3 separate regions of the Homo sapiens genome follow, and regions 1 and 3 are each linked to region 2. The links are chromatin contacts, found by Hi-C or POLR2A ChIA-PET in ENCODE. All regions are on one chromosome and are shown on one strand. Each heading gives the region's core, a stretch centred on a gene start or an enhancer-like site at or near the end of the contact. The rest is flanking DNA. Distances are from core to core; before and after follow the strand shown.

Region 1 (2,700 bases), core at 122-2,621, 5.8 Mb before region 2:
TGTGAAACACCAAGTTGAACTGTCAGAAGACTGGAAAACACTTAGTGCAAATACAGATAAGAACACATGCTTTCAAGCTGGCACTTGCCCTTCGAACACACAACACAAAGTGGTCTCAACACAAACTGGCTCAGTGTCAAAGTAGGAATTTTGCAACACACCCTACAGTTAACAGTCACTTTTCCCCTCAACACCTAGACTCTTTCTTAACAAAATCAGGATTTGGGGAGAAAGGAAAGTTGACAATAAACTGTCATTTTATAAATGGTGAAACTAAAGCTTAGAGAAGTAAAGCAATTAGTCATAGTCCATTATGAATGTCTTTGCTGGATACCCTTTCCTCTATGCCAAGGGAAGCAGTTAAAAAAAATAAAAAAGATGTTTGTCTAAGGCTTATATGGGAGGTGTATCCCTGTGCATTACTTAGAAAAGTCCCCCAATAATTTTTTTTTTTTTTTTTTTTTAGAGACAGGTTCTTGCTATGTTGCCCAGACTGGTCTTGAACTCCTGGGCTCATGCAATCTGCCACCTCACTTGGCTTGTTTATTAACCTTTTATGGATCATGGGCATATCTACTGAATCTACTGAAACCTGTGAATTCTCTTCCCAGAAGTGATTCCATAAGGGCAGGAACATAACTTTGCCTATAATTTTAGCTCTTCCATGCAGCCCTTGGCAATTCCTGAGCCACAGCAGTGAAAGAAAGCTTGCCTTAAAGTGTTACAGTGATATGAAATGATTCAAATCAGCTTTGCAGACACTGCCCGAACCTGAAAACTTTCTATAGGAGGAGGCTGTATGCATAACAAGTGAAAAATAATTACGATGCTGTTTTTTAGTATTTGAATCAATGCATGAAGTTATTATTTTTCAGCATGTACACACAGATTAAATAAAATGTATTTACAACACAATAGTATAGCCAGATGATATTCAACATCTATATTTCCAAACTGTTCTACCAAATGGTTCTAACTAATGGGTCCCAGCACTACAGATATCCTAAAGACACATTATAAGAATCACCAGCCCCTGTCTGCCTTCATCAGAGCCTCTCACATCCTGTCCCAACATCATGTTCAGTTAATGCGAATTCTTGCTTTAAGAAGGCACAGAAAACATTTACACTATTTATTGTAATTTAAACATCTGCAATTTACCATGATATCTCTTCCCACCTACAGGAAAGATATTGCATTAATATTGCAGCATTGAGTTTCTAATAATACAATTTGCATTGGAAGAATATGACTACCCCAAAACTTGCCTGCTAAGCGTCCATAAATGCTTCCTTTAACTCAGAGGACCTGGAGTTCTGCTAGAAAATTGAATCTGTGTTCAGCAGGCTTTCCTTCCTAGTGACCTCTGCATGCCCCACAGGCTACCCCTGCCTATTTTACACCAGAGTTCTGCAAGTGGGGCACCAAAGCTGGATGGTAACATGAGCTGGCTGCAGCCACAAATAGCAACAGGCCTGCCATGAGTGAAGGTCCAAATATAGACCTGCTGTGGCTGAGTTGCCACTTCTTACTACTCAAGTGTCACCAGGAGAGGTCACATGCCGTGCTCTGAGTTACTTTCTGTGCTGTGAGGGGTTTTAGACTTGTGGCTCTACCATGGGTCTCAGATGGCTGGTCATGTGGAGAGGGCTGGGGACTGTCACGGCAAGACCAGGAAGAAGATTCCTTTTTTTTTTTTTTAAGTGAATGAGTTTCTAAAATTATATGCAAAATTATGTCTGTGTCCTTATAGAATCACTTCCGGGAAGAGAACTCACAGGTTTCAATAGATTCTCAGAGGTGCTCATGAACCATACAAGGTTAAAAAACATTTTGGGGGCACTTTTCTAATCAAAGCACAGGACACACTTCCCATATAAGCCTTAAGCAAACATTATTATTTTTTTTTTTTACTTGCCATGGTATGGCATAGAAATGGGACTATCCAGCCAATACATTCCTTATGGACTATGATTGACTATTTCTCTAAGCTTTAGTTTAATAATTTATAAAATGACAATTTAGTGTTAATGTTCTTTTCTTCCAAAATTCTGACTCTGTTAAGAAGTTGAAAGAGTCTAGGTGTTGAGGAAAAAAGTGAGTGTTAACTGTGGGTGTGTTGCAAAATTCCTACTTTGATGCTGAGCCCACAGACCAGCATAACAGTATAATCTCTCTCTCCTCTCTCTCTCTCACATGCACGCACGCACACACACACACACACACACACAGTGTAATAGTCAGAGTTGTCCAGAGAAACAGAACCAATAGAATGTATACATATATGGAAACAGATTTATCATAAGGAATTGACTCATGTAATTATGAAGACCAAAAAGTCCCAAGATCTGCAGTTAGTAAGCGGAAGATCCAGGAGAGCCAATGGTGTGGTTCTAGTCCAAAGGCCAGCAGGCTCAAGACCCTGGAGAGCCAATGTTTCCATTTGAGTTGGAAGGCAGGAAAAAAACCCATATTCCCACTTGAAGGCAGTTAGGCAGGAAGAATTCCCTCTTATTCAAGCTTTTGTTCTATTCAGACCTTCAATCGATTGGATGAGGCCCACTCACATGAGGGAGGGCAACCAGTTTTACTCAGTCTACTAACTCAAAGGTTAATCTCATCCAGAAACACCATCACACACACACACCCAGAATAATGTCTGACTAAACACCTGGTGACCCAATCAAGTTGACACATTAA
Region 2 (2,700 bases), core at 155-2,654:
TCCTCATCCATTCCTCTCTATGCTGCAGCCAGAACAAGTTTTTTCAAATGCAGATTCACTGGTAAACTATCTATGGCTTAAATCCCTCTGCCTCCCCAAAGCCTTCAGGGGCCTGGGTAAAAGGATTGATCTCTCTTGTGACCTCATCCCTTGTCCTGCTTCCCTCAAATTTGTACTCCCATCAGAAAGAGCTCCTAGCTTATTTCTCATCACAGGTACGTTTCCAAATCACTTCTGCTTGCAAAATGTGAACTAAGAGAAGTCAGACTGCTTAGGTAAGGATCTTTGGATTCTAGGTGTTTCTCCTTAATTTAAGTGTCAATTTCCTTAACTGTAAAACTGAAATAATAGTAAGGTCATTGTACAAATTAACTGAGTATTTTGCCTGGCACATCATTCGTGCTCACATAATACGTGTGAACTGTTTATTATTGTTCTTGTTATTACTCATGTTACACTGAATTTTCTTTCTTTCTTTCTTTCTTTTTTTTTGAGACGGAGTTTTGCTCTTGGTGCCCAGGCTGGATGGAGTGCAATGGCGCGATCTCGGCTCACTGCAACCTCCGCCTTCTGGGCTCAAGCGATTCTCCTGCCTCAGCCTCCCGAGTAGCTGGGATTACAGGCTCCCGTCAACGCCCGGCTAATTTTTGTATTTTTGGAGAGATGGGGTTTCATGTTGGTCAGGCTGGTCTCAAACTCCTGACTTCAGGTGATCACCTGCCTCGGCCTCCCAAAGTGCTGGGATTACAGTCGTGAGCCACCGCGCCCCGGCCTCATGTTGCACTGAATTTTCTGTTAACCTTGCTGTTTCCCTGCTGTTAGATAAACAACTCAGGATGCTTATGTGTTTATTGTGTGCATCCCACTGCCAAGCCCACGTAGGAACTTAATACTTAGGAGTCAAGTGTTGCAAAAGAATAAATGAAAAAGCAGCGCTGACGGAGGAAACCTGACTTTCAAAGTCTCTCTTTAGTGCCTACTGTGTATATTATTTCCTTGAATCCCAGAACACCCGAGGAGGTAAGGGCCGATGTTCCCAATCTGCAGATGTGGGTGTACTCAGTAAGTCATTCGGCCTTTGGTGGTACCAGGCTTACAGGAGCCCACATCCCGACCCAGGTAGAGGAGTGGATTGGAGCCGGGGAACACTGATGGGACCGGGCAGGGACGACAGGAGGTCAGTCTCCCTTCCCTTCTCTTTAAAATTTCCCGCCAGTATGGCCGGCTCGCAGCACGAGTTACGCCCTCTTCAGGAGTCCCTCCCCTTCTGCTCTCGCCCGCCTCCCCGCTGCCAGGCAGGCTCGACCAATCAGAAGAGGTCTTGGGCGGGCGCTGCCGTCCAGCGAGCCAATAGGCGGGCAGTCGGAGCCGGGCTTGCCCGGGCATGTGGGAGCTGCCGGCTTTCCGGACGCCACGTGCAGACCGGAAGAGACACGCGGGGCTTCAGGTGAGATCCAGGACCCTGCACCGGGGCGGCGGGGTCGGGCGGGCTGAGGCCGCGTGTCCCGGGTCGCAGGTCCCCGCGCGTTGTTTCCGCCCCGGCCTGCGGCGGGGACGCCTGAACTGGGCTGACCCTGCCCTACCGGCCCGCAGAAAAGCAGGCCGGGCGCCGCCTGTCTCCAGCCCTCGCTCTGCTCGGGGGTCCAGGGCCAGAGGGGGCGGCGCTGGTCGTTGGGACTCGGCCCAGCTGCCGCGGCCAGCAAGTGACCAACGCCCGAGTCCTTCCCGGTGAGATCAGGCCTCCCACGCGTCACGCCTGGGAGAACGCCAGCCGGCGGGGAGGTCGTGCCAGGATAGCAGACTTTAGTTGTTGTCGTTGTTCCGTGGACTTTTTAGCAGCACAGGGGACCTTATCGAGCCAGGTTTTTTCAGGTTTGGGCGATTATCAGAATTGTGGCTTGAGGGTAGGGGTCGTCCGCGCTCTTTTTAAAAATCTAGATTCTCAGGCCCCTTTCCCCAAAATAGCAATTAGGACGGTGTGGGAGTGGGCCTGAAAATCAGCCTTTCATCAGATGTCATATGGTAATTAACTACATTTGGGAAGCCCTTATCTAATTCACAGCCCTCGGTTGATGGTGAAGAGACGTGACTTGCCCCAGATCATCTAGCTACTTAGTGCCAGAGGAGGGTCTAGAACTGCCCTCTGCCCTCTTGATCAGCCAGCAGGTTGGTGGCTCTCATGCCACCGAGGATTCTGACTTCTTGGTTCCTTTGGGGCCTTTGCTCCATTGACTCTGCAGCTGGGACCCTTTCTTTAGGCCAGACCCCCTCCCTGCCTGAAGGCCGGGTGTCTGACCCCCAGAGCGCTGGGTCCAGGCTAGAGAAAGGCTTGTGTTTGTCCTTGTTGAAAGGGTTGTTTTATCTGAGCGGAACTTCTCTCCAGCTTCACTGAGCTACATTTGGGTCCCCAAAGAGGTGTGTCCTTGATGACTGTTGGTTTTGACGTGTCAGCATGTAGCAGGAGGAGCCGCGGACAAAACCCCACAGAGGTAGTGAAGGAATTGGCTTTTAATCAGCTGGAAGCATCGGCAGACTAGCATCTCAAAATCCGAGCTTGTTGAGTGCACAGTTTCTGTCCCTTTTAAGGACTCACAACACTAAAGATTTTACAAGAAAGGGCCATGATTGATTGAGCAATCTAGGGGGTATGTGACAGGGACTGCATGCACCGGTAGTCAGAGTGAAACAGAACAGAACAGA
Region 3 (2,891 bases), core at 43-2,542, 6.6 Mb before region 2:
GACAAGAGATGGGCGGAAAGGGGGCGTCTCCCTCACTGACCTCGGGCCGCGCCACGGGCTGGGCAGCGGATCCCACCCGCGAGGCGCTCGAGGAACAGCCCATTGGCTGCCTGGCCCTCCCCCAGTGACTGCAGTCGTCCCGAACCAAACCCGAGAATCCCAGAAAAGTCATCTGGGGAGATGCCGCTGGGATCCAGCTGGGCGCGCCGTCAGCTCTGAAGACACGGGGAAGGGGCTCGGGGAAGGCAGCTGAAGTCGCGATGCCTCAGCGCTGGTCGACTGGGGGTAGGGGGTGGGGTGTGAGTCCCGGGACCCATTGTTCCTCCTCTGGGCTCCATTCCGCTTTGCAGAAATCCAGAATCCTCCTCCCATCCTATGCTCACTCCTCCTCCTTCCTCCTCCCAAAGGACTGATCAAAGGCCCCCTCCCCCAAGCATCTTACATTTAAATTGTCTTTCTGGAGGTGGGCTGGTTGGGGGGCGTTAGGGGAGAAGGCAGTGATTTTAGCAGAAGAAAGTGCATCCCGCCAGGGCAGCGGCGCGGCTCCGGGAGACAGCCTGCCTGCACTTTCTTTGTCTGGGGCGCCGGCCCATCGCGCGGCTCTTCCTCTCTCCCCAAGGCACCCCACGCCGCGGATCCCGATACTGAACACGCCTTCCCCTCGAGGCAGTGGCCTGAGACCCTACACCACCCCCACCCACCTCCCCATCCCTCCTCGACCTACCTTGCCGCCCCACGATCTCGGCGACATGCTCAGAACTGGGTACTGGCACGCACTCGGTCATGTTCACGCTCTTCTTGCGCGGCTCGCTGTCGTACAGAGAGGCGCCCTCGTCACTGTCCAGCCCCAGCAGGGAGAGCTGGTCGAGCGCGAGCTGCAGGGCTCTTTGGTCATCCAGGGTCTCTCCCCCTCCGCTGCTGCCGCCGCCGCCGCCGCCGCTGCCGTTGCGCTCCAGGTCTGCGAACAGCGAGCTGGGCATCGCTCGGCCGTGCGCGCCGCGCCCCCGCCGGCCCTCGGCTCGGCGGCGAGAAGCTGCGGCCACAAAGGCAGCCGGGAAGCGGGTGGTCAGGGGCGGGGAGGCCGGTCGCCTGCTGAGGGCTCCGTTGCTTCTTCCTCGGTGCTGGGAGGAGTGGGTCGCTCCGTGCGGTCCGCACCGGGCAGTGGCTGCAGGAGCCCCCACCTGGGTCCCCACCCCAGACCTGCTGGCGGGTGGGGTGGGGGCAGAGCTCTAGCGGTGGCCGCGCGTGCCCCCCGAGTGCCCGGCTGGCTGGCCGCAATGCCGAGCGAAAAGCGAGCAGGCGAGCGACAGAAGCGTTTCTTTAAGGAGCCCCTCCCCGGCTCCTCCACTCCCTCCCTCCCGCCCGCCCGCCCGCCCTCACTCAGCGCTTTTTCCTCCTCTCCTCCCCGCCTCTTGACTGAGCCTCTGCAGCCAGACGACTCCGGAGGGGGACGAGGGAGGCGCAACGTCACAGGCGGGAGCTGACACCACAATGCTACTGACACTATCGCTGGGGGAGGCGATTGGCGCGCGCCAGGCCGGGGGCGGGAGGAGGCCGCGGGTTGAGCGAGCGGAGAGAGAGCGCCACCCCCCACCCCCGCGCTCGCCGCAGCCCGCCCCGTCCTCCTCCCGGCCGCGCCCCTCCCCCGCCGCCGCTAACGCCTCTCTTTGTTGTCTAATGCGGGACTGGCAGGCTCGGGACACTTGGATGTACCTATCAGCCGAGGACAATCATTGTCCCTAAGTCTCCTCCCTCGCCTGACTGAGAAAAGAAAACGCGCCCAACTCTGATGCCTGGAGCCGGGCTCTAAAAGAGCGGTCCTCAGGAAGTCCCGTTAGTGGCTCCAAATAAACCATCCGTGGAGCCAAAGCTTCCTCTGTGAGAAGAGTCTGTAGTCCGCCCAAAAGGGCGACCCGAGCCCTCCGACACGGAAAACGGGACTCCAGGTCTTGGGGCGCACGGGCAGAGTGACTCCCGGCGCGGGTTGTCCACCTGCGCGGGAGCGCACGAGACACAAAAGCACACGCCCGCCCACACTGGCAACCGCGCGCGCGCGCGCCCGCGCCTGCATTTCTGTCTCCTTGGGCAGCACTTCGCCCAACTGGCCCTGAAACTGAGGATGGGAAAGCTAAAAGCTGGCTGCCGCGCGAGCTCGGCCCGCCCGGCCGCTGGCGACCTCTGGAATGCATGGCACCAGTGTCCAGCACACGCCCGGCGCCCGGGCCGAGACCCTGCGGGTTCTGACACGCGCACGAGCGCCGCGCCGCCACCGCGGGGACGCAGGCCACAGCGCCAGCGGGCGGCGCGGGCGTGCGCGCCCGCTGTTCCCATCCCTCCCCTCCGTGCCCCGCGGCCGAGCATGCGCAGTGCGCGCGAGGAGCGGGCGGGCCCTTTAAGGCGGGCGCTGCGGAGCGCGCGCCGGCCCCGCCCGCGGCCCCGCCCCGACGGGAGGTGAGCGCTCCCTGCCCGGCCGCTCTTTGTGCGCTTCTCGGGGTGGGGGTGGCGGCAGAGGGAGGTTGCGACGGCACTTGCCGGCGAGGACGGCGAGCTGCGCCCCCTCCCGGATCTCCCAGGGACCGTCTCCGAGTGCGAGAGAGAAGGAAGGAGGATTTGAGGGGCGGGCCGGGGCGGTGCGCGCTGGTCCTCTCCGCGCGCATCCCCCTCCGCCGCCCACTAGGGCGGACGCCCCTTCGGGCCCCGCGCGCTCTGCTGTCCTTTGTTCCGGGAGCCGCCGGGCTCGCCGCGCCCTTTGCGTCCCGCTGCGGATCGTTCCGCAGAGCGGCTGGGCCCGCGGTTCATAGAGTCGCCCAAGATCCTCACAGAGGGACGTCTTCCCAAAACAATGAGGCCATGCGGCCGCAGCCGCACACGGGCTGACTGGGGAGATCTCG

The links. A loop is a pair of places that touch in the nucleus more often than their neighbours do. ChIA-PET counts read pairs that join two places held with the same protein, here RNA polymerase II (POLR2A). Pooled maps may share reads with other maps.
Region 1: a pooled map shows a loop between it and region 2 (5-fold over the local background). The contact joins the promoter of FSD2 here to the promoter of AEN in region 2. A Hi-C loop is called at or near these places in 4 of 37 single-sample maps with no recorded cell type and 5 of 50 pooled maps. POLR2A ChIA-PET finds 5 or more read pairs at or near these places in 1 of 52 experiments (CD8-positive, alpha-beta memory T cell).
Region 3: a map with no recorded cell type shows a loop between it and region 2 (14-fold over the local background). The contact joins the promoter of MEX3B here to the promoter of AEN in region 2. A Hi-C loop is called at or near these places in 2 of 37 single-sample maps with no recorded cell type and 6 of 50 pooled maps.

Annotation. Positions count from the first base shown.
Region 1 is chr15:82,804,698-82,807,397 of GRCh38, forward strand. FSD2 (fibronectin type III and SPRY domain containing 2) reads right to left here and starts at 1,372. Exons shown (of 13, transcript NM_001007122.4): 1 at 1,269-1,372. RefSeq lists an enhancer at 1,656-1,755.
Region 2 is chr15:88,619,936-88,622,635 of GRCh38, forward strand. It overlaps AEN (apoptosis enhancing nuclease), which reads left to right and starts at 1,405. Exons shown (of 4, transcript NM_022767.4): 1 at 1,405-1,447. RefSeq lists enhancers at 613-1,286, 1,287-1,960, 1,290-1,449 and a silencer at 1,470-1,659.
Region 3 is chr15:82,044,726-82,047,616 of GRCh38, forward strand. It overlaps MEX3B (mex-3 RNA binding family member B), which reads right to left and starts at 1,293. Exons shown (of 2, transcript NM_032246.6): 1 at 725-1,293. The coding sequence starts at 980. RefSeq lists silencers at 1,073-1,372, 2,223-2,542 and an enhancer at 1,596-2,542.